Linked DNA regions of Homo sapiens: all the other regions are linked to region 2. Evidence: read pairs that join two places in POLR2A ChIA-PET (ENCODE). Cell type or tissue: PC-3. All regions are shown on one strand.

Region 1 (8,000 bases), 160 kb after region 2:
ACTGCTAAGTGAGGAGGGTTGACAGTTTCATAATCATAGCACTTAGTACATTATTTGAAGTTAAACATAACTAAAACAGTGGTTTTAATTTTTGCCAAAATGTAGCACTAGCAATTGTAACCTTTAAACTTAATAATTAGTGTAATCAGTTTTGCATTCACAATTGCATGGAATGAGAAATAAGATGTGGTGAATACTATAATTTTCATGAAAAGCAGGTTCAATCCAGGATTTTTTTTTTTTTTAAATTATGGAGGGGCCAGAAAGTACTGTTAATAGCACACAACAGAGTGCCTTTAAAGGGGCAATTGTATATTTTCTTTTTGCTTTTGGCCAATCAGAATGAACCGTTTTCTGGCTGTGGCTTTACAAATTCTCTAATGAGGTGTTAATGGGTATTAAGAAATATATGCTATATAGACTAATATTGTAAGGGAGGTTTCTCTATTTAGATTTCACTCTGTTCTAAGCTTTAAATGTTCCGTTCGAATGGTTTTACATTTTGTTATTTAATCTTATTGTTTTGTTTACACGCAGAGATTTTGCACAAAAACTGGCCAGTGCTCTAGCACATAATCCCAACTCAGGACTCCACACAATTAACCTTGCTGGCAACCCACTGGAGGATAGAGGTACTGCAGAGTTCTCATTATCATTGATGCCAGAATTGTAAGAGGATTAGAGAATTTTAATTTAGCCATGCCTGAAGAGCTGTATCAAGCTAAGTTGTAATTATAAGTGCTGTTAATGGTCCTGTTGGCTTCCAGTTCTTTCCACCCTTTCATATAAATGCTTATGTTACAATTGTATGATCTGCTTCACCTTTTTTGAAGTGAAACAAAAGGAAAGGAAGATATTATTTTTAATATGTTTTATTAGTTACATAGTCCTGCATAACAAATTACCACATACTTGGCAGCTTAAAATGATACAAATTTATTATCTCATACTGTCCTTGGCTCAGGAGTCTGGGTACGGGTTAGCTGGGTTCTGTGCTCTGGGTCTGTCTCTCAAGACAAGGCAAGTTGTCAGCAAGGGTTGTGCTCTCATCTGTAACCTGGAGTCCTCCTTAAGTTCACTGGTTATTGGTGGAATTAATTTCCTTGGAGCTATAAGCTCGATGTCCCCAGTTTCTTACTAGCTGTCAGTGGGCACCACTCCCACCTCCTAGAGGCTGTGCTCCTAGAATGGTTCTTGCCATGTGACCCCCCTATCTCACAACACAGAAGTTTGCTTTGTGTGTGAGGCCAGCTGGAGTACATCTCTCTGATGCTTTAGTTTCTTTTAAACAGTTCACCTGACTGCATCAGGCCCACCCGTGACAATTTCCCTGTTTTTCATGAACTCAAAGTCAAGTGATTAGTAACCTAATCATGGTAGGGATGTCTCATTACTGTTGACCCTTGAACGACACAAGAGTTAGGGGCACTGACCCCAAGCAACCAAAAATTCACATGTAACTTTTGACTCCCTCAAAACTTAACTACTAATAGCAGGGTTGACTGGAAGCCTTGCCAATAAAAAGTTGACTAACATGTATTTTGTATGTTATATGTATTATATATTGTATTCTTTAAGCTAAATAAAATTTTATTAAGAAAATCATAAGAATAAGAAAATATATTTCCTGTTCATTAAGTGGAAGTAGATCATCATAAAGGTCTTTATCTTGGTCATCTTCACATTGACTAGGCTGAGGAGAAGGAGGAAGAAAAGAAGGCCTTAATCTTGCTGTGTCAGCAGTGGCAGAGGTGGAGAAAAATCCACACGGAAGTGGACCAGTGCAGTTCAAACCCATGTTGTTCAAGAGTCAACAGTATATTTACTGCTCCCCACCCCCATATTCAAGGAAATTGCACAGGGCGTATACACCCGGGGGTGAGAATCTTGGGGACTATCTTAGAATTCTATTTACCACTATTATCTTTTAATATTTAACAAGATTTGAGTGTGAGAATAGGGAAAGGATGAAGGACTGTAGTTCACGAAGAGTCAGAACATTTTATTAAAAGTGTTTGCATGGGTAGAGAGAGGAGTCAGTAGGTTTAGAAAGGGAAACTTGAGAATTTGAATTCTTAGTAGAACACTGATGGACAAGGTTTAAGAAGGAATTGGTTTATCTCTAGTGGGACTATTTTGTTTTCATTTTCTGTTGCAAATGTTTTCCAGGTTTGTTGAATAAGGCCTTTCACCTTTCAATGTTATATTTGATGAGTATTAATTTTTTTTTTTTTTTGAGAAGGAGTCTTGCTTTGTCCCCCAGGCTGGAGTGCAGTGGCGCGATCTTGGCTCACCGCAAGCTCTGCCTCCCAGGTTCATGCCATTCTCCTGCCTCAGCCTCCCGAGTAGCTGGGACTACAGGTGCCCACCACCATGCCCAGCTAATTTTTTGTATTTTTTTTTTTTTAGTAGAGATGGGGTTTCACCGTGTTAGCCAGGTTGGTCTCGAACTCCTGACCTCGTGATCCACCCACCTCGGCCTCCCAAAGTGCTGGGATTACAGGCGTGAGCCACCGCACCCAGCTGAGTATTAATTATTAAACTGAGCTGAATATATGATATAGATGTTCAGTTTTTCTTTTTGTCCTTAATATGGTTATTGTTCTGTGCTGACAAAGATACCTAGGTTGTATTCAAGCAAAAATCTCCAGCGTAACTTGTCATCATCTAAAGTAGTGAATCTACAGGAAGGTTGAGACTGAATTAGAAAACTAGATCACGCAAAAAGTACCCTCATAGAATAAGCCAAAGCTGAAATTAATGGACGCATAGTAATGGAATAGGAGTTTCTCTAGGGTATACTCAATTCTTAGGAAAAACAAATGTTTCTCTATTAGATACTACAGAGAGGTGAATGTGACAAAGTAGAAATCATGGTGATCACTGTTTATAGGAGGGCTATTTTTGGTTTTGTTTTTAAAATGGGAAGGATTCAGTCATATTTATCGACAGACAAGAAAAAATCTCTAGAGGGAGGTAGTTGTTTGAGGAAGGTTCTTAAGCAAATGAAATCTAGAGTTAAGATGGACCAGGAAGGGGACACTTCTCAGTGTTTAGAGAAATGCAAATCAAAGCCACAGTGAGGTACCATTTCAAAAGCAGTAGTGTGGCAATAATCAAAATAAGTCTTAGAAAGGATGTGAAGAAATGGAAACTCCTACATTGCTGGTGGGAGTGTAAAATGGTACAGCCACATGCAAAACATGTTAGATAGTTTCTTAAAAAGTTAAACTTGGCTGGGCGTGGTGGCTCACGCCTGTAATCCCAGCACTTTGGGAGGCCGAGGTGGGTGGATCACGAAGTCAGGAGATCGAGACCATCCTGGCTAACACTGTGAAACCCTGTCTCTACTAAAATACAAAGTATTAGCTGGGCGTGGTGGCAGGCACCTGTAGTCCCAGCTACTCGGGAGGCTGAGGCAGGAGAATGGTGACTGGGGAGGCAGAGCTTGCAGTGAGCCAAGATCGAGCCACTGCATTCTAGCCTGGGTGAGAGAGTGAGACTCCGTCTCAAAAAAAAAAAAAAAAGTTAAACTCAAATCTGCCATATAACCCAGAAATTCCACTCCTAGTTTTATCACCAAAGAGAAAGGAGACTTAGGTCCACACAGAGACTTGTGAATGAATGTTTGTAGCAGTATTAGTTATAATAGTCAAAAAGTAGAAACAATCCAAATGTTCATCACTGGAGAGTGGTTACATAAAATGCGGTATATATAATATGTGCACTGGAATACTACTCAAAAGAGAATGGAATTCTGACACATGCCACATCATGGATGAACCTCAAAAACACTGTTGAGTGAAAGAAGCTAGACTTAAAACACCACACATTGTTTGGGGAGATGGAAGAGGAAGAATGAATTTGAGGCCCTTTGTTTTCTCTCCCGTTGTCCGCTTCATGTTCTCTGAGGTGCAGCCACATTAGACAACTTGTCACCACAGGTGCAGTTTCTTCTGTCTTGCCCTCACTTTGGAGCTCCTGTGCAAACTTCCATAATAGCACTTACTTCATTCTGCCCACATGAGAACTAGAGGTGGACATTTCTTCCCTCATGCTTCAGCACCTTGCTTCCTCTCATCCCCACCTTCTGGGTTTTCTGTCTCCCCTTCCTTCTTTCCTAAGATGCAAAGTGTCTAGTGTAAGACTTCGTCCACAATCAACAAATATTTTCTTTAAATCGAATTTGATTGATTTGATTTTATTCAATCTTAATGCTCTTGTATAGTTTTTTTATTTGCACTTGAAAATTACGGTGAAGTTTGAGAGATTTGTTTTGGATAGAGTCAGACCATGTGTTCAAAGATGATGTTTGCCTACTTTTTCCCTCTGCTTTCCTACTCCTGAGACCTGACTTTGTGTCCTTTTATCTAGCTGCGTCCCATTCACCAGTGCTGTCATCATGAATCATTCCAAGGATAGCCTTGAATGCTCCTGCCAAGTCTGTTGTGTGGTTTCTGCTCACATACCCTCAAATTTTGACATCCTGGAAATATTTTCGCAGACCAAGACTTTTCTCATTTCTGCCTCTTCTAAATTCATTCATTGCTGTATTTGCCAGTGCTCACAGGCAACTGCCAACATTCATATCTCCCACCTTTCTTTACTCTTGGGGATGAGCCTCCTGAACACAAATTCTTTATTCTTTTCATTCAGGCTAAATACCTGAAGATGATTGGTAGCTTTTCTGCTCATGGATGGAAATTCCACAAGAAATCTAATTGAGTGTAAAATATTTATTGAAATTTCAATCTAGAGAAAACTTTTAGTAATTTTTGTTCCCAAGCTTTTCAGTGATGGTATTTTGTGTTTAAAACTAATAAAAAGGGTGAATGAGAGGTCTATAATTAAGTTATACAGGATATAAAAAACACTAAGCCAGGACTATTATTTGTAAGGAAGCTCAAAGAAATACAAGGGCCTGGGCGCGGTGGCTCACGACTGTAATCCCAGCACTTTGGGAGGCTGAGGCTAGCGGATCATGAGGTCAGGAGATTGAGACCATCCTGGTCAATGTGGTGAAACCCCATCTCTACTAAAAATACAAACATTAGCTGGGTGTGGTGGTGTGTGCCTGTAATCCCAGCTACTCGAGAGGCTGAGGCAGGAGAATCGCTTGAATCAGGGAGTCAGAGGTTGCAGTGAGCCGAGATTGTGTCACTGCACTCCAGCCTGGCGACTGAGAGAAATTCCGTCTCAAAAAAAAAAAAAAACAAAAAACAAACAACAACAAAAAAAAAACAAGGGAGATAAGGTCTTAACAGTTAAGTGGCCAGGAATTCTGAGGAATTTAAACAGCAAATGGAATGTGGTTTTGTACCTAAACCTTCCACTCAGGGACTTATTTGGAAACTCTCAAAGAGTTGTATGATATGAATGTTGATGCAGCAAATCTCTGTTATTTTCACATCTATGTACAGAGGACCAGGCCTGCAGTCTTCTGATTGCTGAGGGGGTTGTGGTAAAGGAGGTTCGAGTATGACTTAGTAAGCAGAGGTATAATGTGTATGAGTAATCCTTCAAATGCTAGATACCCTCCTGCTCTCTTTCTGCAAGAGCAACACAAGATGGTGAACAGACCACACACATACACAAGCTATTCTTATCCTTGTTGCCAGGCCATGCCTGTTCACCAGCTTGCTCTTGGTCTTCATCTAACACAGTGTTTTTTTGGACTGTGGGTGAAGACCCATTAGCTGGCTGTGAAATCAATTTAATAGTTCATGACAAGCAATTTTTTTTTTTTAAAGCAGTGGAATAGAACAGAAAATGTCAGAGTACATTGTTCAGGGGAAACTTTAGTTTTAGTTTTCTAATACTAATATATGTGTGTACATTTATGCTTTACTTCTCTAAGCATTGCAAATTCTGTGTTCTGTTTTTCCTAGTTATCTGTCCCAATTACCTTAGTTTTTATGATTTCAGCCTTTTCAGAAATGTCTGTCCTCACTTCTTCTCATCACTTTTTTTTTTTTTTTTTTTTTGAGACAAGGTCTCACTCTGTTGCCCAGGCTGGAGTATGGTGGTGTAATAATGGCTCACTGCAACCTCCATTTCCTGGGCTCAAGCCATCCTCCCCACTCAGTCTCCCAAGTAGCTGGGATTGCAGGTGTGCACTACCACACCTGGCTAATTTTTAAATTTTTTTTTGTAGTGATGTGGTCTCACTCTGTTGCCCAGGCTTCTCCACTCACTCTATTCAAAATTCGATTATTTCATTTAGACACCATTTAGAATCCTAGCTCTAGTGTTTTTTGTTGACCTGAAGTACGCTCATATTTTTTCCCAGCTATTTGGTGGTGGCTCTGATTTGATCTTCTAAATAAGACAAGAGACTTATAGATTCTAGGATTGCTGCTTACTTTTCTTGGTGTTTTAGGTCTTTCATGTCTCAGTGTATATCAGTGAGTCCCAGAGTCGAAACACATGGGTTTAATTCCTGGCTTCACAGCTTTCTAGCTAAGTGTTCTTGGACAAGTTACCTACCTTCTCTGTACCTCAGCTTCCTTATATTAAAAATACAATGATAGTACCTACCAAATAAGAATGTTCTAAGGATTAAATGAAATAATTGATATTTTTATGGTTAAACAGGTAAAGCAATATTTTAAAAATGGCATAGATTGGCTGGGCACGGTGGCTCACGCCTATAATCCTAGCACTTTGGGAGGCCGAGGCGGGCAGATCACAAGGTCAGGAGATCAAGACCATCCTGGCTAACACAGTGAAACCCCGTCTTTACTAAAAATACAAAAAATTAGCCGAGCGTGGTGGCACGTGCCTGTAGTCTCAGCTACTCGGGAGGCTGAGGCAGGAGATTCCCTTGAACCTGGGAGGAGGAGGTTGCAGTGAGCCGAGATCGCGCCTCTGCACTCCAGCCTGGGTGACAGAGTGGGACTCCATCTTGGGGAAAAAAAAAAAGGGCATAGATTTAGATTTAGGGCGTTTAAAAGTTGGAAGTATTGACTCAATTTTTTCCAGTATGCCTATATTCTTATACTCTTGGTTCTAAGTCTTTTCCTCTCAGCCTTATTTTTGAAATGGAAATACTTCATTGTATTTTGCTTTTTCACTTACTTTCCTTAGTGTTTCTGAACTCTCCAGGAAAGTTATAGAATTGGTAGAAATGTAAAAATTTTTACTCACCTGTGCTCTGACATCCACAATGTTCCAATGTGTATGCTTTCTAACAGAGAAGAGGCCTTTTGTTTCTCCCAGAAACCACTACCAAGATCAAGAGACAGAATGTTCCCACCGTTCTCCAGACTTACCTTGTGGTTTGCCCCAGTGATTACCAGCCCTGTCCTCTACCACTTGGAAAAGATAACTACTATTCTGACTTCTCTCATGATGGATGAGCTTTGCCTGTTCTTTGCCTATGTACTCCTTTGTGTGTGGCTTCTTTTGCTTCTCTTTGTGGAGAGATTTTTTAATAATAGATTTGTTTCCTTGAATAGATAGAGAACTATTGAGATTATTTACTTCTTCTTAAATTAGTTTTGGTCTGTCATGTTTTTCATAAGGGATTTGTTCCTTTCTATTAAAATGATAGTTTTTTGACTTACAGATGTGTTTATACCCTCGAGTTATAATTCAACGCCTGTAAGATCTTTACATTCTCTTTTCATTTGATTTTGATAATTTGATCTCTGTTTCTCATTTATTTATTTTACCAGTCTTGTTGGAGTTTATTAATTTTGTTAGTATTTTTAAAGAACCAACTTTGTTAAATTTACTTATTTTTATGGCTGCTATCTATTTAACTGGATTCTTCCCTTTTTCTTATTTTTTTTCCTTCCTTCTGTTTACAGAGGTGGGTGAGGATTAATTTGCTGTTTTTTGAGCTGGATAATTAGATAATTATTTTCCAGTTTTTTATCTTTCTTAAAATATGTATTTAGGTCTATTGATTTCTCTCTAGGCATGGCTCTAGTTAGATCCCAAAGATTTTAATACCATAGTTTTTAGATTTAACTCAAAATATTTTTAAAATTCCCACT
Region 2 (8,000 bases):
TGTGCCGTGTTAGTCTTTATTTTGTTTAGATACTGCTTTTTTGGGGGACCACTCTGCAGGCATCTAAATCTGAAGTGTAAGCCTCTTTTTTGATAAATGAGGGATAGCTAAAAGATGGGTTATTTTGGTTATTGGTTTTGCTTTTAATAGATAACCAGAATTTTTACCTCTTGGGAGAGAATGTTATCTACTTATTTATAGCAAGCAAGTGTTGTTACGGCAGGTGGCTGTGGATGTTGGCATTCAAATGGCACTGATAAGACTTTAAACAAGGTAGCCATCCAGTTATGCTTAGGCTAAAAAATGGCTGTGTGCAGATTAGGCTACATATTTCACATGGATATAAAGTTCTACTTTTATTAACAAACATAACAGTGCATTGCTTTTGTGTTTTTAGTTTCTCTTAGCCCTTATTTCTTGTCTCTTTTGGTGGCTTGCTGTTGTCTATAGCTGAGCTGAAACTTTCTGTGCAGGAATTAAGCTTAAAATATCAGTTTGTAGTCAGCTGTGGAGTATGATAAAACTTTGAGCAACACAGTTTCCAACAACACCCCTTTGTCACTGTGCCTGAGAAAGCTCTTATTAATAGAATTTCATGTGAGGTTCCGTGAGAAGGACTATTGTACAACCATTTTTTTTTTTTTTTTTTTTTTGAGATGGAGTCTCCCTTTGTCACCCAGACTGGAGTGCAGTGGCACGATCTCGGCTTACTGCAACCTCTGACTCCCAGATTCAAGTGATTCTCCTGCCTCAGCCTCCCGAGTAGCAGGGACTACAGGCGCGTGCCACCACACCTGGTTAATTTTTTGTATTTTTCATAGAGATGGGGTTTCACCTTGTTGGCCAGGCTGGTCTCGAACTCCTGACCTTGTGATCCACCTGCCTTGGCCTCCCAAAGTGCTGGGATTACAGGCGTGAGCCACTGTTCCGGCCATTTTTTTTTTTAACAGTGAAACAGGGAAACATAATATTTTTCTTACTTTAAAAAATCCTTCAGTTTATAATCATCAGGAGTATTGGATATCTTTTAAGTGAAGGTGGAAGTTCACTTAATAAAAAAGGAAGCTCATTTTTCCTTCTTTGAATGGTTAACATGGGAGTACCCCAAGGTGGAAGCTTTACATGACTGAGAAAGCCCATCCACTCATTGTCATAGAATCAACTATTAATTCAACAAATACTTATGGAGCCTTTGCCATGCCTATGAGCCTTGTGCTAGAAGCCAGGGATAAGTAAAATAAATTCTGCACCTGCCTCCTGCAACTTAGTCCAATTTCCAGGTCTCCCTTAGATTTTTCTCTGTTTTAATTTTTATTTTGAAAATGGAGACAGGGTCTCACTATGTTGCCCAGGCTGGTCATGAACTCCTGGGCTCAAGTGATCCTCCCGCCTAGGCCTCTTAAAGTGCTGAGATTACAGGCATGAGCCATCACACCTAGCCTCTCTCTTAAAACAACTTTATTAAAGATGTAATTCAGGCTGGGTGTGGTGGCTCACATCTGTAATCCCAGCACTTGAAAATTACTTGAAGTTGGGAGGTGGAGGTTGCAATGAGCTCAGATCATGCCACTGCACTCCAGCTTGGGTAACAGAGCAAGAGTCCCTCTCAAAAAAAAAAAAAAAAAAAAAAGTAATTCACATACCATACATTTCACCTGTTTAAAGTGTACAATTCAGTGGCTATTAGTATATTCACAGAGTTGTGCATCTATTACCAGAATCAATTTTGAGCCTTTTTTTTTTTTTAACCCCAAAAAGAAACCTCTTCCCTTTAACACTTATCCCCAGTCCACCTATCCTTCTCAGCCCTTGGCAACAGCTAGTCTACTTTCTGTCTCTATGGACCGGCCTAGTCTAGATATTTTATATAAATGGAATTATATAATATGTGGCCTTCATGTCTGGCTTATGTCATTTAGCATAATATTTTCAAAGTTCTTCCATGTTGTAGCATGGGTTAGAACTTCATTCTTCTTTTATTATGGTTGAATGATATTCCACTGTATGAATATACCACATCTTTTTTTTTTTTTTTTTTTTGGAGACAGAATCTTGCTCTGTTGCCCAGGCTAGAATGCAATGGCACGATCTCGGCTCACTGCAAGCTCCGTCTCCTGGGTTCAAGGGATTCTCCTGTCTCAGCTTCTCGAGTAGTTGGGATTACAGGTGCACGCCACCGCACCCGGCTAATTTTTGTATTTTTAGTAGAGGTGGGGCTTCACCTCCTTGGCCAGGCTGGTCTTAAACTCCTGACCTCATGATCCACCCGCCTCTGCCTCCCAAAGTGCTGGGATTACAGGAGTGAGCCACCCCGCCGGGCCACATCTTTTTTTAATCTATTCCTTCACTAATAGATTGTGGGTTGTTTCCACCTTCTCACTATGTGAGTAATGCTCTTATGAGCGTGCATACAAGTTTTTGTGTGGGCATATGTGCTCAAGTCTCTGATCCCCTAGATGTCTTGCCTATCCTACAGATCCAGGCCTACCACAAAAAAGTGTAGAAGGATCATATACCATGAGAACATAAAGGAGGGACATGTAGACTTAATTAGGGAGTCAGGGAAGGCTGCCCCTGAGGCCACCATATCCAAGCTGCGGCTTGAGAGATAGGTTGAATAGAAAAGTTTTTCAAACTGCAGCTGATCACCCATTAGTAGGTTGTGAATTCAGTTTAGTGAATCATGGCCAGCATTTTTTAGGAGGTGAACTAAAATAGAATAGTAGATGTTAGAGGACATTCCATGTGGTAAGGGTAAGTATTGTTGCATGAAATTTATTTTCAGTAGCTATATGAGCGCATCTAGCAAATTGTGACGTAAGAAGTATTCTATATTCCGGGTTGCAATCAGAAAAATATGAAAGCCACTGCTCTAGGGATTTTTTAAAAGGAGATTATTTATTAATCTGGAGCTTTAAATATGGTTCCACTAGAAGATTGGAGAGATACAGGAGAGAGAAGAACCTAGAAAGCTGAAGATCCTTTGAAAGCTTAAAGTTCTGTGATTTCTACACTTTTAAAATGATTCATTTATTCAACAAATATTAAAATATTTACCATAGGCCTAGATTGCACTAAATTCTGGGAGCATATGTAAGATTTGTGTGATTTTGTTTTTTTTGTGATCTGGCAGAGAAGATGTACAAGCAATTAAAATGACTTCTATAAAACATGGTGGGTTGAGGCCGGGTGCGGTGGCCAAGGTGGGTGGATCACCTGAGGTCAGGAGGTTGAGACCAGCCTGGCCAACATGGTGAAATTCCATCTCTACTAAAAATACAAAAAACTGGCCGGGTGTGGTGGTGGGCGCCTGTAATACCAGCCACTCGGGAGGCTGAGGCCAGAGAATTGCTTGAACCCAGGAGGCGGAGGTTGCAGTGAGCCAAGATCGTGCCACTGCACTCCAGCCTGGGTGGCAGAGCAAGACTCTTGTCTCAAAACAAAACAAAACACAAAAAAAACCATGACGGGTTGAACGCATAAGTACCTTTAGTTTTTCCAAAATGTCTCTAAAATGAAATAAAATAAATAATGAAATAAAAAAGACACAGGCACCTCAAAGGTAGGAGAATAGGAGAGGAGATCACAGCAGTTAATTGCCATCAAGATGTCTTTGGAAGGAGTCACTGACTAAGCTGACTGGCTTAGTCACTGACTGGCTAAGCAGAGGAAGCTGGACTCTAAGGATCTCAAAGAGGATATCAGTAAGTGAGCCAGTTAGCTCCATAAAACTCCAGAAAAGTTCAGGATTTGGAAGCTCTAGGTCTTGCATAAGGCTGTAGGATATATAGAGCGGGGGAAAAAAAGAGCATTAGATGGAGATCTGTAAAAGCTGTTAAGCCCCAGTTCCCACCCCCACCCATCAGATCCAGGTGCTTGCCCCTCCTCTCACCCTGAAGGTTCTATTGTGAAAAGCTGTAAATCATTAGCCATCCATCCCCCCAACCTGCAAAGGTACACACCTAATAGATATGATACACACCCATCAGAAACAATGGCACACTTAGTTTAGAAGGGAAAAGTGGGCATACCCTTGTGGGTGTGTCATGATCTTAGAGGGCCAGGGGATAAGTAGTTTGAAAGTGATCTCCAAGGTGATTTTGAAGACACAATTCTCCCATCCCACTCTCGATTACTAGCCACTGATTTTGTCTCAGGAGGCATTAGCCGCCTGTCAAACTGCTGGGACATTATTTTTCTCTTAGTCAATAAAAGTAGTTTGACATCCATCACATATAGCATTTGCTAGGTCTTGTGGGAGGCAACGATTACAACAAAAGGGTAAAATATTGTCCTGTGCTCATGGAACTTCAAATCTAGTTATTGGTGATTATATACATTCTAAATTAAACACTTTCAAAATAAGACATCTTGTCAAGGTGAAGGATTAAAAACCTTTTTGTCCTATCCTGTCTATATTTCCTCTCACCCCCTCCCATCTGGGTGTGCTCAGATAAACTTTAGAGCACCCAAGGTTTATAGAACTCCTGACAGCGACCTCACCAAAGGCTGGACTTCCTATTTGTCATAAACTTGTTGAAATTTTGTTTGACTGCTTTAGTACAGGAGTATATTCCCCAAGACAAGAGACCTGAGAGCTTTTCCCTGGTTAAGATACCAAGGATGATTTCCAAATTTTAGACATCCTTCCCCTTGTTCCACCAATTTTTTTTTTCTTCTGGGAAAATAGCCAGGATGATTGCAAAACATAAGCTTGTAAAAAGGCAAAACTCCATGGATGTAAGAAAGTAAATTTCTTGAGGGCCACACCCATGATAACGCTGGAATTTTCATTTAATTCCTAACTCATTTTTTGTTGTTTTTGTTTTTTTAAACTCAAATGTGTCTCTTTAATTGAGGTCACTTACTTGGTTGGGAGATTAATATTCTGGTGGGGAAACTTTCTTTTTAGAGTTTATATTGTTTTATTCCTTCAGTCACTCAGTATTACTAATGGGGTAGCTTTTGGAATTTTCCATCCCCCCCACTTTCAGATTACTTTTGTCTTTTTTTTTTTCCCTGAGAAATTAGTGAAAACAGTTTGAAGTCTTGCCACGTTGTAAGGAGATTTGCATTATTTAAGGAAACAGCTGGCAGATCTCTATAATGCCCCACCTCTGTTCTGCCAGTGCCTAAAATTTCCTTTGCATGACTCAGTTAAAAAAAAAAAAAAAAAAAAAAAAAACCAGAGGAGGGGAACGAGTGGAGAGAAGAAACCCTTGTTTCCCTTTCTGAGTTGTAAAAAGCTTTTATCAAGGTTTACATTTAGTCATGCTTCTGTCCTCTAGTGGATGGCAGCATGTGATGAACTCAGAGAAACTCTTCTCCCAAATTGGCCAGTAAGAACTCTGCAAAAACTGTGGATGAGCTGAGCTTACCTCCCATAATTTTATTTTGAAAATAAAAAATTTTCCCCACATAGTAAACACAGTTATCTTCACGAGTGTGGGAATGATTAAGAAAAAAAAACCAAGCTTAGATTTTGCAAGATGGGTGACCTGAAGTTTTGCCTAGAGGGAGAGAAGGGTCTCTTCCTCCTTTCACTCTGTTCTTGACAGCGCCTGCAGCCTGCCCTGGAAGAACGGGTTTCTTCTTCAGATAGAAAGGAATTGCTGGCTCTTCTGCCAGCCTTGCCCATAGGCCTGGCTGTTTCCCTGATGCACCTTCCCTGCTCAAGTTGCTATCCTTATCATTTTATATTTTTGTGCCAGTATAGATTTGGTCCTATAAGGCTGCAGATACATAGTGGGCAGAAAGATGGGGGGATGAGAGCACTGAGCCTACAACCTATTTGGAGGGACTCTGGGCAGCATGAGGATGAGGGGCAGGGCCAGGGCCACCGCTAACTAGTTAGCAGTCAGGCAAATAGTCAAGGACAGAGACCTTGTATACATTAATAGTGCCAGCATTTTAAAGATCTTTACCCAGGGAAGGCTGTATATATACAGTTATTTGGGAGAAACCAGAAATGGTGTATTTAAAAAAATTGGATGCCTTAAACTTCCAAATAAATGCGTTTTAGAGCTCACTTATCTGGAGGTTGGCCTATAACATTCCCTCTCTGATGTCTTGCCTTTCAACTGTTTTTTTTCACTTCTCAGAGTGGGCATGAGAAACCACAGGATGTAGAAACATGGAGTCAGTTTTGCTAAAGCAGGCCCTCATGAGACTTGGAAGGGAAGAGGTGATGAGTCCAATGAGAGTTTAAAATTAGATGTTCAGTTATTGATTCTATGTTTTCTTTGTAGTCAGTCTTTTTCTAATTAAAGTGGGTAAGACATTTGAATATAGGGAGATAAATGTGCTATGTTAAAGGATATAAAAAAATCCTGGAGGAAGTCTGAACTCTAAACTCTTTGGCAAGTCTTTCTGCCTGAATTTTGAAGCAAACTTAAAGATTATATATGTGGCTGGGCCTAGTGGCTTATGCTGTGGCTCCTGACCTTGTGATCCACCCACCCGCCTCGGCCTCCATCCCAGCACTTTGGGAGGCCGAGGCGGGTGGATCACGAGGTCAGGAGCCCAAGACCATCCTGGCCAACATGGTGAAACCCTGTCTCTACTAAAAATACAAAAATTAGCTGGGTGTGGTGGCACGTGCCTGTAGTCCCAGCTACTTGGGAGGCTGAGGCAGGAGAATTGCTTGAACCCGGGAGGCAGAGGTTGCAGTGAGCTGAGATCACACCACTGCACTCCAGCCTGGGCGACAGAGCAAGATTCTGTCTCAAAAAAAAAAAAAATTATATATATACACACCCCCACACACAATACATACATACACATATATACGTATACATACACATACATATATATGTATGTATACATTCACACATGCACTTATATATTCACAATGATAGTTAAGCTAGTTTTTGCCCTCCTTATCAGTATGTCACATATCCATGTTGTTTCCTGGTATATCCAGCTGTTTCCTTAATGAGACTGCCTCCATCTTTCAGATATTTACCAACAGTTGAGTATATACTTGGCTTTATTGCAGGACCTGGCTATGATACAGATGGATGTACTCTGTATAGATGCCCAAAATAACTTTTATTTTTATGATGGTTAGATTTTGCCTGCATATTTAAGGTTTTGCTGTATATACTAATTTGCTTCAGAGTCAGAAAAATAGCAGCAAACTCTGAGAGGGGACTGAAAAAGTATCACTGACTTAGGGGTTATTATAGTAGGAATGGAACTACAGAGATAGCCTTTGTCACTGCTTTGTGAGAAAGCAGTGGAGAAAAATACAATAGCTCCTATTTATTAAAAGCTTCCTATATGTCAGTACTATATGTATTATCTGTTTTAATCCTCACAGTAACTGTGTGAAGCGGGTCCTAATTATCTTCCTTTTACAGATGAAGAAAGTGAAGGCAGTCTTTAGGTGTCCTCCCAAAGTTGCAGAACATGAGAGGCAGAGTGTGGATGAGGCTCTATGTCTTAGATTATAAGGACAGTGCTCATTTCCATTGCATTAAGGAAAATATCCTAGTCTATCCTGTTTAATCCTAGGAACCCTGTGGTGTGGAGAGGTTTTCTCTTACATACCAATTCTAAGCCTCTGCTTTGATCCTTTGTCTTGGTAGGCATCTTCTCTCCTCATTTACTGCTCACTGTGTGAGGATGATAGGCACTCCTCAGTTATAAACATCGCCCTTGCAAACATAGCAGCTTGGTCGCTCTCTCTGCGGTCTACCCTAAGGGCTCCCTAAATGCCCACACATGGCGGCAGGTGCCAGACTGGGGCCCGAGCAGGGCACTGGCTCTCCACAGCCTCCTCCATACCGCTGCCTGCTTTTTTTCTCTCATCTCTTCCCCCACCCGCCATTGTTTTTTTGTGTTTCCTTCCAGGCAGATTAGTTAATTCCACCTCAGGTAATCTCTTATTCTTTCTATGACAAAATGCATTCTTAGTTTCACACTGTTGTCATATAAATGAAGGAACCCTTTCACACAAATTGGGAATTGGCAGGATTTGATTCATCAATATTCTAGGC
Region 3 (8,000 bases), 130 kb after region 2:
CTTCTCTTGCAAGTGATCCTTCATACTGTCATCCGAGTTATCTTTTCATAATTCAAACAGTATCTGTTCTTTGCCTAAGCTCTCAAATGGCTGGCTTTCCTGATAAAATGTAAATTGTATAGCCTGACACAGAATACCACTGTTTTCCTGTTCCTGAACACAATCAGGCTCTCTCATATTTTCAGCACCATTATAATAGCTCTAATCCTGACAAATTCCAAAAGATTTAACTCAGGTATCTTCTCATCTGTAAAGAGAGTCTTTATTCATGTTTCCAAAGAACTTTGGATCACTTCCTGCACTAGTACACATCATACTGTGTTGTAAGTGCTTGTTCATACACTTATATATTCCATGACTATTTATTGATTTTCTACTATATGCTAGGCATAGTGCTAAGTGTTGAGGTCCAGCAGTGAACATGGTCCCTGCCCACGTGGAACTTACATTTTAACTTGGGGAAAGAAACCCCCCAAAGAGGGAAATACATAAATCAAGTAACAGTACCTTTGAGTAAGTGCTGTGAGAGAAATAGATGGGACTCGTATAAAGAATAAACTTCTGTCTCCAAAGGCCTCCCTGTGGCCATGATAACTTCAACAGACCTAGGGGAAGAGAAGGCGCCTGCCCTATAAGAGTAGGGCAAAGAATATCATCTTCCCAGGGCTTCTGTTCATGCTATTTCTCTTGCCTAGAAAGGGCTTGGTATCTCTGAGAAACTGAAAGATATCCACTTTGGCTGGGGTATAATGAAGAACAAAGATGGGAAGGGATGAGGAATGATTCAAGAGGGGGCTGGAACCAGCCCTGGTGATGTAGATGTAGTTGATGTAGAGCCTCGTGGGAAAGAGGTTGGGATTTAGTAGTATTTTCCTGGGAAGCCACTGTAACATTTTAGGGGTGGGAGATAAATCTTTAGATAGTTTATGAAAATCTTTTTTTTTTTTTGTCTGCTAAAGAGAATGGACTGGTGGCAGAGCAAGAATAGAAGTAGAAAGCTAATTTGGACACTTGTAGTAATCTAGGCAAGAGATGACTGTGGTCAGGAGAAAGGTAGCAGCATTAGGTATTAAGAGAGAGGGTAGATGTAAGCTTTATTTTGGATGCAGGAGTTGCTGATGGATTAGGTAAGTGTGGGTAAGGGCAGTGAGGAAAGAAAGAGAAGAAAAACAAGGATGGCTCCTCAGAGTCCGGTTTTAATAACTTGGTGACCAATATGACAGCAAGACAGAGAAGGCCTGGGGTAGGTGGGGGACAAGTATTTTCTGGGGGGTGGGATCTGTAGCCATTCTGTTTTAGGCATGTGGAATTTGAGATCTATTTGTCTAGGACCTACAAGACCTCCATAGACCTCTCCTCCAAGCTCCACTAGGTGAGGCTATCAGGTAGGCAGATTTGTGAGGCTGGGGCTTGGAGGAGAGGTCTGGAGTTGGAGCAAAGGTGAGTGCCATTGAGCACAAGATGGTCTTCACTGCATGGCTGTTGATAACATCACCTGGAGAAAGATGTGTAGAGGAGGCATACTTGGAATGAGCTCAACACTTAGAGGTCAGGTAAACTAGGAAGAGCCACAAATGGAGTTGGGTAAGGACTGGCTGTCAAGGTAGGAGGAAAACCAGTGAAAAACCAGGGCCTGGGAAGGAGTGCTGACTCTGCAGAATGATGCTGGGGCTGAATAAGCTGCAGGCAGAGAGGTGTCCAGTGTTGGTGACGTGGATAACATAGGCACCTTGATGAGAGCAGGTCTAGGGGTCTGGTTGGGAGGGCAGACTGCTGTGGTTGAGGGATGAACTCAGAAGTGAGAAAATGGATGTGGCATATGTGGACAACTTCATAGAGAAGATCAGCTATTAAGGGGAACTGACAAATTGGATGTAGCTAGCGCACTCTGAGGGATTACGGGGGATTTCTGTTTGTGTTTAAAATGGGAGATAAAAGCATATGCTTAAACCATATGGCTGTAATGAGGGGAGTGATCAGTAGAAAGAGAGATTTGTTGCTGGAGACTGCCCTAATAAATAAATCAGCAATATCCTTGAGAAAGTGAGAGGCAAAGTACAAAACATACCTGTCTTTCCTTCTAGGCTGGGAGCTGCTTAAACAAAGACCATGTTTTTATTAATCTTAAATCCCTAGTTCTTGGCACATAGTAGGTACTGACTGAGGTTTTGGATGAGCACATACACTTCACACTTAATCCATTTCCAGTACCTTGTTGGGTGATGTACCATGGGGCATAGAGAAGTCAGAAGACAGTGGCCCTGCCTTCAAACCATGAACTCATTAGCTGAGGTAACCTGAAGCAGATGAGACAGGAGATGATTGGGTGTAAGTGGGAGATGAATGAGCACAGGCTGGCTTTGCAGAGGAGATTTACTGCAAACGGATGGAGAAAATTCAGAGGAGAGAGTAGTGAAAGGAAAGGCAATTCACATGAAGAGACCAATTGGAGAGAAGGTGCAGATTATAATTTAGAAAATGCCTTGGCAGAGAGTTAAATTACCTAAATGTATTTGACTTGCATTCCTCTTTTCTACCCAACACACACAGTTAGCTTGTCTCGATAAGCCTAATATTTTGTGGTTTCTATGTTGTGCCTTTACTCTTGAAGTTCCTTAGATTGCATTATATGATTTTGGGAGGGGAAACGTACAATTTTATTGGTATTGGTTGTGTGACTAGAGAGGGTGGAGAAGTTGGTAACCGTATCTTTTCTCCTACATTCCCAGTATGCCTTAAGTCAAAGCTATCAGTCAGGGGAATATTTGTTTATATAAATAATGCACAATAGAACATGCAAAATAAAATATGTTTCCAGTAATGTCATATATTCCACTCATGATAAATTGGAGAATATGAAACTATATTTAGAATCCTTAGACCTTGTATGACTCATTTGTCCCATCAAATTTATTTTCTGAGCCTGTCTTGGGGGTCCTCATCTCCTTCCTTGCTTAGGGTACCTCTGGTGGTGACTGATGAACAGAAAAGGGTCTCATGAGGAGGTATTAGGAACCAGGTGAATCAGGAGGAGTTAGATCCTGGAAAATTCTCAGTTTGGGTAATCAGTTCTTGAATACTCTACGTATGACTCTATATAAATGAACCTATACCTCCAAAGATCTGAATTTCTGATTTTACCCATATACAATTCTGAAAATAACATCCATCATTCAAATCAAATATATGAAAATATACAGCCTGGGCAACATAGTGAGACCTCATTTCTACTAAGAAATTTTAAAAATTAGCTGGGTGTGGTGGTATATGCTTGTATTCCCAACTAATGGGAGGATCACTTGAGCCCAGGAGTTTGAACTTGCAGTGAGCTATGCTCACACCACTACACTCCAGCCTGGGTGACAGAGTAAGACCACATCTCAAAACAAACAAACAAACAAACATATATATATATATATATGTGTGTGTGTGTGTGTGTGTGTGTGTGTGTGTGTCTATGTGTGTGTGTGTGTATGTATATGTAATCAGCTCTTAAGAGAATGCAGGTTGGAAAAAAATGAAGGATTTAAATTAAAATTTGTAGTATTTACATGTCATATTTTCTTCCCATCTCCTGTCTCCAAATATATGTTAGGATATTTCTCTCTCCCTCTCTCCTTCCCTTCTAAAATGACATTTTCTCCTCATTAAATATGGAAAGTTTAATTCAAAATATAGAGAACATCTGTAAAGAAGAAAATTTAAGTTAAATTTAAAAATCACCCCAACTCAAATCACTGTTATCGTGTGTTTTGTTAACATTCCAATCTTTGCTATAGACTGTCCTTGGAGGCCTCACCTCTCAGACAGTGACAACCCTATGGGGTGAACTAGGGAAGGGTTTAGAGCTTCAGTGTTGTCATCTGTTTTCTCAGGGTTGTCTGTGATGGCAGTTCTCTTCAGGAAGTCATTCTGTGTTACGGCCTTCAGCTTTTCTACTATCAAGAACCTTGGCTGGTCTCCAAAACAAAGCTAGATTTTTTTTTTTTAGTATTAAATGATATTGTTAATACAGGTATGAGGTATGAAAATGTGAGGTTATTATGGAGAAAGCTGATGAAATAGGAGTTTATATATAAACAAGAGAAAGGTGGTTGCTGTGTTTTGGTAGTCTCTTCACTTTGCAAAGCAGTAGGTAGCCTTTTGTTGTGGTGTGGCTTGCAGCATTAAAGCATGTGCTATTCTGGAGACAGCTGCCATGTTGCATAGGCTGAGCATTGGAATTGAATTTTAAAGAAATCAATTAGTGTGAGTACATTAAAATAATCTATAATTTTTTTGTGTCAATAGTTTATCATGAGATTTGCATGGACAAAGAGTTGGTGTGTTTGTCATCTAGTTTGCTGTTTCTTGCTGCCACATAGAACTATTTTCTGAGTCTTGTGCAATTTAAATGCATATAATGCAAATGCTGAATCAACGCTAGTGCTGCCTGCATGTGAGAGACATGTCTTGCTTATGTTTTGTTTTAGGATTTTGGTTTACCTTTTATGGTACTTATTGGACAACAAATCCTCTGTCTTTCTGTCTATTTAACAGTGTGTGTGTGTATGTGTGTGTGTGTGTGTATGTGTGTGTGAGCTGGTGCCCGGTAACAAATACACTGATGGGGCTCCTTGCTCTCATTTCACTACAGGCGGAAAACAACTTCTGTAGAGTGGATTCTCCTCTCACTTATTATTTCTGTGCACAGTGTTAGCATAGATAAGAAACAGTTCCTACCTTCTGGAAATTTAGTTTTTACAACTTTATCTCTTATGGAAATGAATGAACTTGTTTCATGAGACTACTTTAGCTCCTGAAATCTCAGTTGAAAAAGAAAAATGAGAACTGTAAAGAAGCGGAGCTACTTGAAAAGGCCCCGCTGGACACGTCTGCAGGTTGGTTCGCACAGATGTCTCCCCTAGCTGCTGCCTCCTTTACTCTCTGATTGATTTCCCCTTAACCCTGAGTGTGAATGTCCACTTTTGTTTTTCGAGTAAAACTGAGGCTCTGGTTTCCAAATCTACCATCAAGATTAATTTATTTCTTTCTGTAGTTGTAGACTGTCAGCTTCCTGTTTTTAATCCCACCAGCTTCCGGTCAAAGATTTTTGCCATATTTTCTTCCTGTGTTTGAGTAGCTGAACCCCCTATGTATCATCAAAAGAGCATGGCCTGCAGTTTTATGGAAACAAAGCAAGAATTTTAAAAGAGAAATGTGATCCTAGATGAGGTCAGACAGAAGTCCAGCTTTCTGTGTCCAAGGTTTACCTAATTGAGTTGAATAATGGCTGTGCCTACTTCTGACAGCCTTGCTGTTTCTTTGCATAATATCTGCTTCATTGTCTTGATGTAGACAGAATATAATGCCATTAAAATGCCAGATGATGGTTTTGAACCAAGATGAACCATTCCAAATTGCCAGATTCTGTAATATCATTTTAATTATAATGTCTTCTCAAACATGGTTACCCCGAAGTATTAAAATAATGGTTCTTAATTACAGGTTCCTTTGGGTAAAATAGACAAAAATCATGCTGCACTTGTAGATCTTGTGCATTTACACGGAATTTGAAGAAATTAATGACATCTGACATGTATTAGGTAAACAGGCATACCTTGGAGGTACTATGGGTTTGGTTCCAGACCATTGCAATAAAGTGAGTCAAGAACTTTTTGGTTTCTCAGTGCATATAAAAGTTACGTTTACTAAAGTATGCAATAGCATTATGTCTAGAAGAATATATATACCTTAAAAATACTTTGTTGCTAAAAAATGCTAACAGTCACCTGAGCCTTCAGTGAATTGTAATGTTTTTGCTGGAGAAGGTTTTGCTTGTGTGGAAGCTGATGGCTGCTGTGACTATCAGGGTGGTGGTTGCTAAGAGTTGGGGTGGCTATGGCAATTTCTTTTTTTTTTTTGAGATGGAGTTTTGCTCTTGTTGCTCAGGCTAGAGTGCAATGGCACGATCTCGGCTCACTGCAACCTCTGCCTCCTGGGTTCAAGCCATTCTCTGGCCTCAGCCTCCGGAGTAGCTGGGATTACAGGCATGCACCACCACGCCCGAATAATTTTGTGTTTTTAGTAGAGATGGGGTTTCTCCATGTTGGTCAGGCTGCTCTCGAACTCCCGACCTCAGGTGATCCGCCTGCCTCAGCCTTCCAAAGTGCTGGGATTACAGGCATGAGCCACTGCGCCTGGACTTACAATTTCTTAAAATAAGACAACAGTGAGGTTTACCACATCAATTGACCCTTTCTTTCATGAGTGATTTCTCTGTGGCATGCAATGCTGTTTGATAGCATTTTACTCACAGTAGAACTTGTTTTAAAATTGGAGTCAATTGTCTTCAGCCCTCCCACTGCTTTATCAGGTAAGTTTACGAAATATTCTAAATCATTTGTTATGACTCAAGGGACATTAAAAAAAAAAGAAAAACAATCTTTTATTGTCATTTCAACCAGGTTCACAGTGTCTTTTTTTTTTAAATTATATTTTAAGTTCTAGGGTACATGTGCACAACATGCAGGTTTGATACAAAGGTATACATGTGCCATGCTGGTTTGCTACACCCATCAACTCATCATTTACATTAGGTATTTCTCCTAATACTATCCCTCCCCCAGCCCCCACCGCCCGACAGGCCCCGGTTTGTGATGTTCCCTGCCCTGTGTCCAAGTGATCTCATTGTTCAATTCCCACCTTTGAGTGAGAAGATGCGGTGTTTGGTTTTCTGTCCTTGTGATAGTTTGCTGAGAATGATGGTTTCCAGCCTCATCCATGTCCCTGCAAAGGACATGAATTCATCCTTTTTTATGGCAGCATAGTATTCCATGGAGTATATGCACTACATTTTCTTAATCCAGTCTATCATTGATGGACATCTGGTATGGTTCCAAGTCTTTGCTATTGTGAATAGTGCTGCAATAAACATACATGTGCATGTGTCTTTATAGTAGCAGGATTTATAATCCTTTGGGTATATACCCAGTAATGGGATTGCTGGGTCAAATGGTAATTCTAGTTCTAGATCCTTGAGGAATCGCCACACTGTCTTCCACAATGGTTGAACTACTTTACACTCCCACCAACAGTGTAAAAGTGTTCCTATTTCTCCACATCCTCTCCAGCATCTGTTGTTCCCTGACTTTTTAATGATTGCCATTCTAACTGGCGTGAGATGGTATCTCATTGTGGTTTTGCCTTGCATTTCTCTGATGACCAGCATGTTCACAGTATCTTTATCAGAAGTAGATTCCATCTCAAGAAACTTCTTTCTTTGCTCATCCATAAGAAGCAACTTCTCATTTGTTAAAAGTTTTTTCGTGGATTACAACAATTCATTCACATTTTCAGGCTCCACTTTTAATTCTAATTCTATTGCTGTTTTCACCATATCTGCAGTTACTTCCTCCACTAAACTCTTATACCCTTCAAGGTCATCCATGAGGTTTGGAATCAACTTTTTTGGAACTCCTGTTGATGTTGATATTTTGACCTCTTCCCGTGAGTCATGAATGTTCTCAATGGCATCTATGATGGTGATTTTTTTCTGAAGGTTTTCAATTTACTTTGCCCAGATGCATCAGAGGAATCACTATCTATGGCTGCTTATATTGCCTTACAAAATATATTTCTTTTTTTTTTTTTTTTGAGTTGTTGTCTTGCTCAGTTACCCAGGCTGGAGTGCAGTGGCGTGATCTCGGCTCACTGCAAGCTCCGCCTCCCAGGTTCATGCCATTCTCCTGTCTCAGCCTTCCGAGTAACTGGGACTACAGGTGCCCGCCACCAGGTCCGGCTAATTTTTTTTTTGTATTTTTAGTAGAGATGGGGTTTCACCATGTTAGCCGGGATGGTCTCGATCTCCTGACCTCGTGATCCACACGCCTCGGCTGGGATTACAGACACAAAATATATTTCTTAATAAGACTTGAAAGTCAAACCTATTCCTGGATCCATGGGCTGCAGAATGGATATTGAATTAGTAGGCATGAAAACAACATGGATTTTTTTGTACT

The links. ChIA-PET counts read pairs that join two places held together with the same protein. Peaks named below come from ENCODE experiments on the same cell type or tissue, not always from the same donor. Only the 100,000 strongest peaks of a DNase experiment are listed, where the experiment ranks them.
Region 1: POLR2A ChIA-PET joins it to region 2 with 15 read pairs; 3 of 35 experiments call an interaction of 5 or more read pairs at or near these places.
Region 3: POLR2A ChIA-PET joins it to region 2 with 10 read pairs; 7 of 35 experiments call an interaction of 5 or more read pairs at or near these places.

Annotation. Positions count from the first base shown.
Region 1 is chr6:25,471,890-25,479,889 of GRCh38, forward strand. It overlaps CARMIL1 (capping protein regulator and myosin 1 linker 1), which reads left to right. Exons shown (of 37, transcript NM_017640.6): 11 at 538-632. Among named protein-coding and RNA genes, the nearest start is that of SCGN, 180 kb to the right of the region's middle. In PC-3, a CTCF peak has its summit at 609; DNase peaks (open chromatin) are centred at 4,402 and 5,482; H3K27ac peaks cover 1,500 bases.
Region 2 is chr6:25,307,747-25,315,746 of GRCh38, forward strand. All of the region lies in intron 2 of CARMIL1 (capping protein regulator and myosin 1 linker 1), which reads left to right. Among named protein-coding and RNA genes, the nearest start is that of CARMIL1, 32 kb to the left of the region's middle. RefSeq lists enhancers at 3,357-3,857, 7,913-8,000. In PC-3, no CTCF peak of the experiment used is centred here; DNase peaks (open chromatin) are centred at 3,655, 4,685 and 5,155; H3K4me3 peaks cover 1,033 bases; H3K27ac peaks cover 2,844 bases.
Region 3 is chr6:25,437,918-25,445,917 of GRCh38, forward strand. All of the region lies in intron 5 of CARMIL1 (capping protein regulator and myosin 1 linker 1), which reads left to right. It also overlaps a transcript of LOC124901281 not described here. Among named protein-coding and RNA genes, the nearest start is that of CARMIL1, 160 kb to the left of the region's middle. In PC-3, no CTCF peak of the experiment used is centred here; no DNase peak of the experiment used is centred here.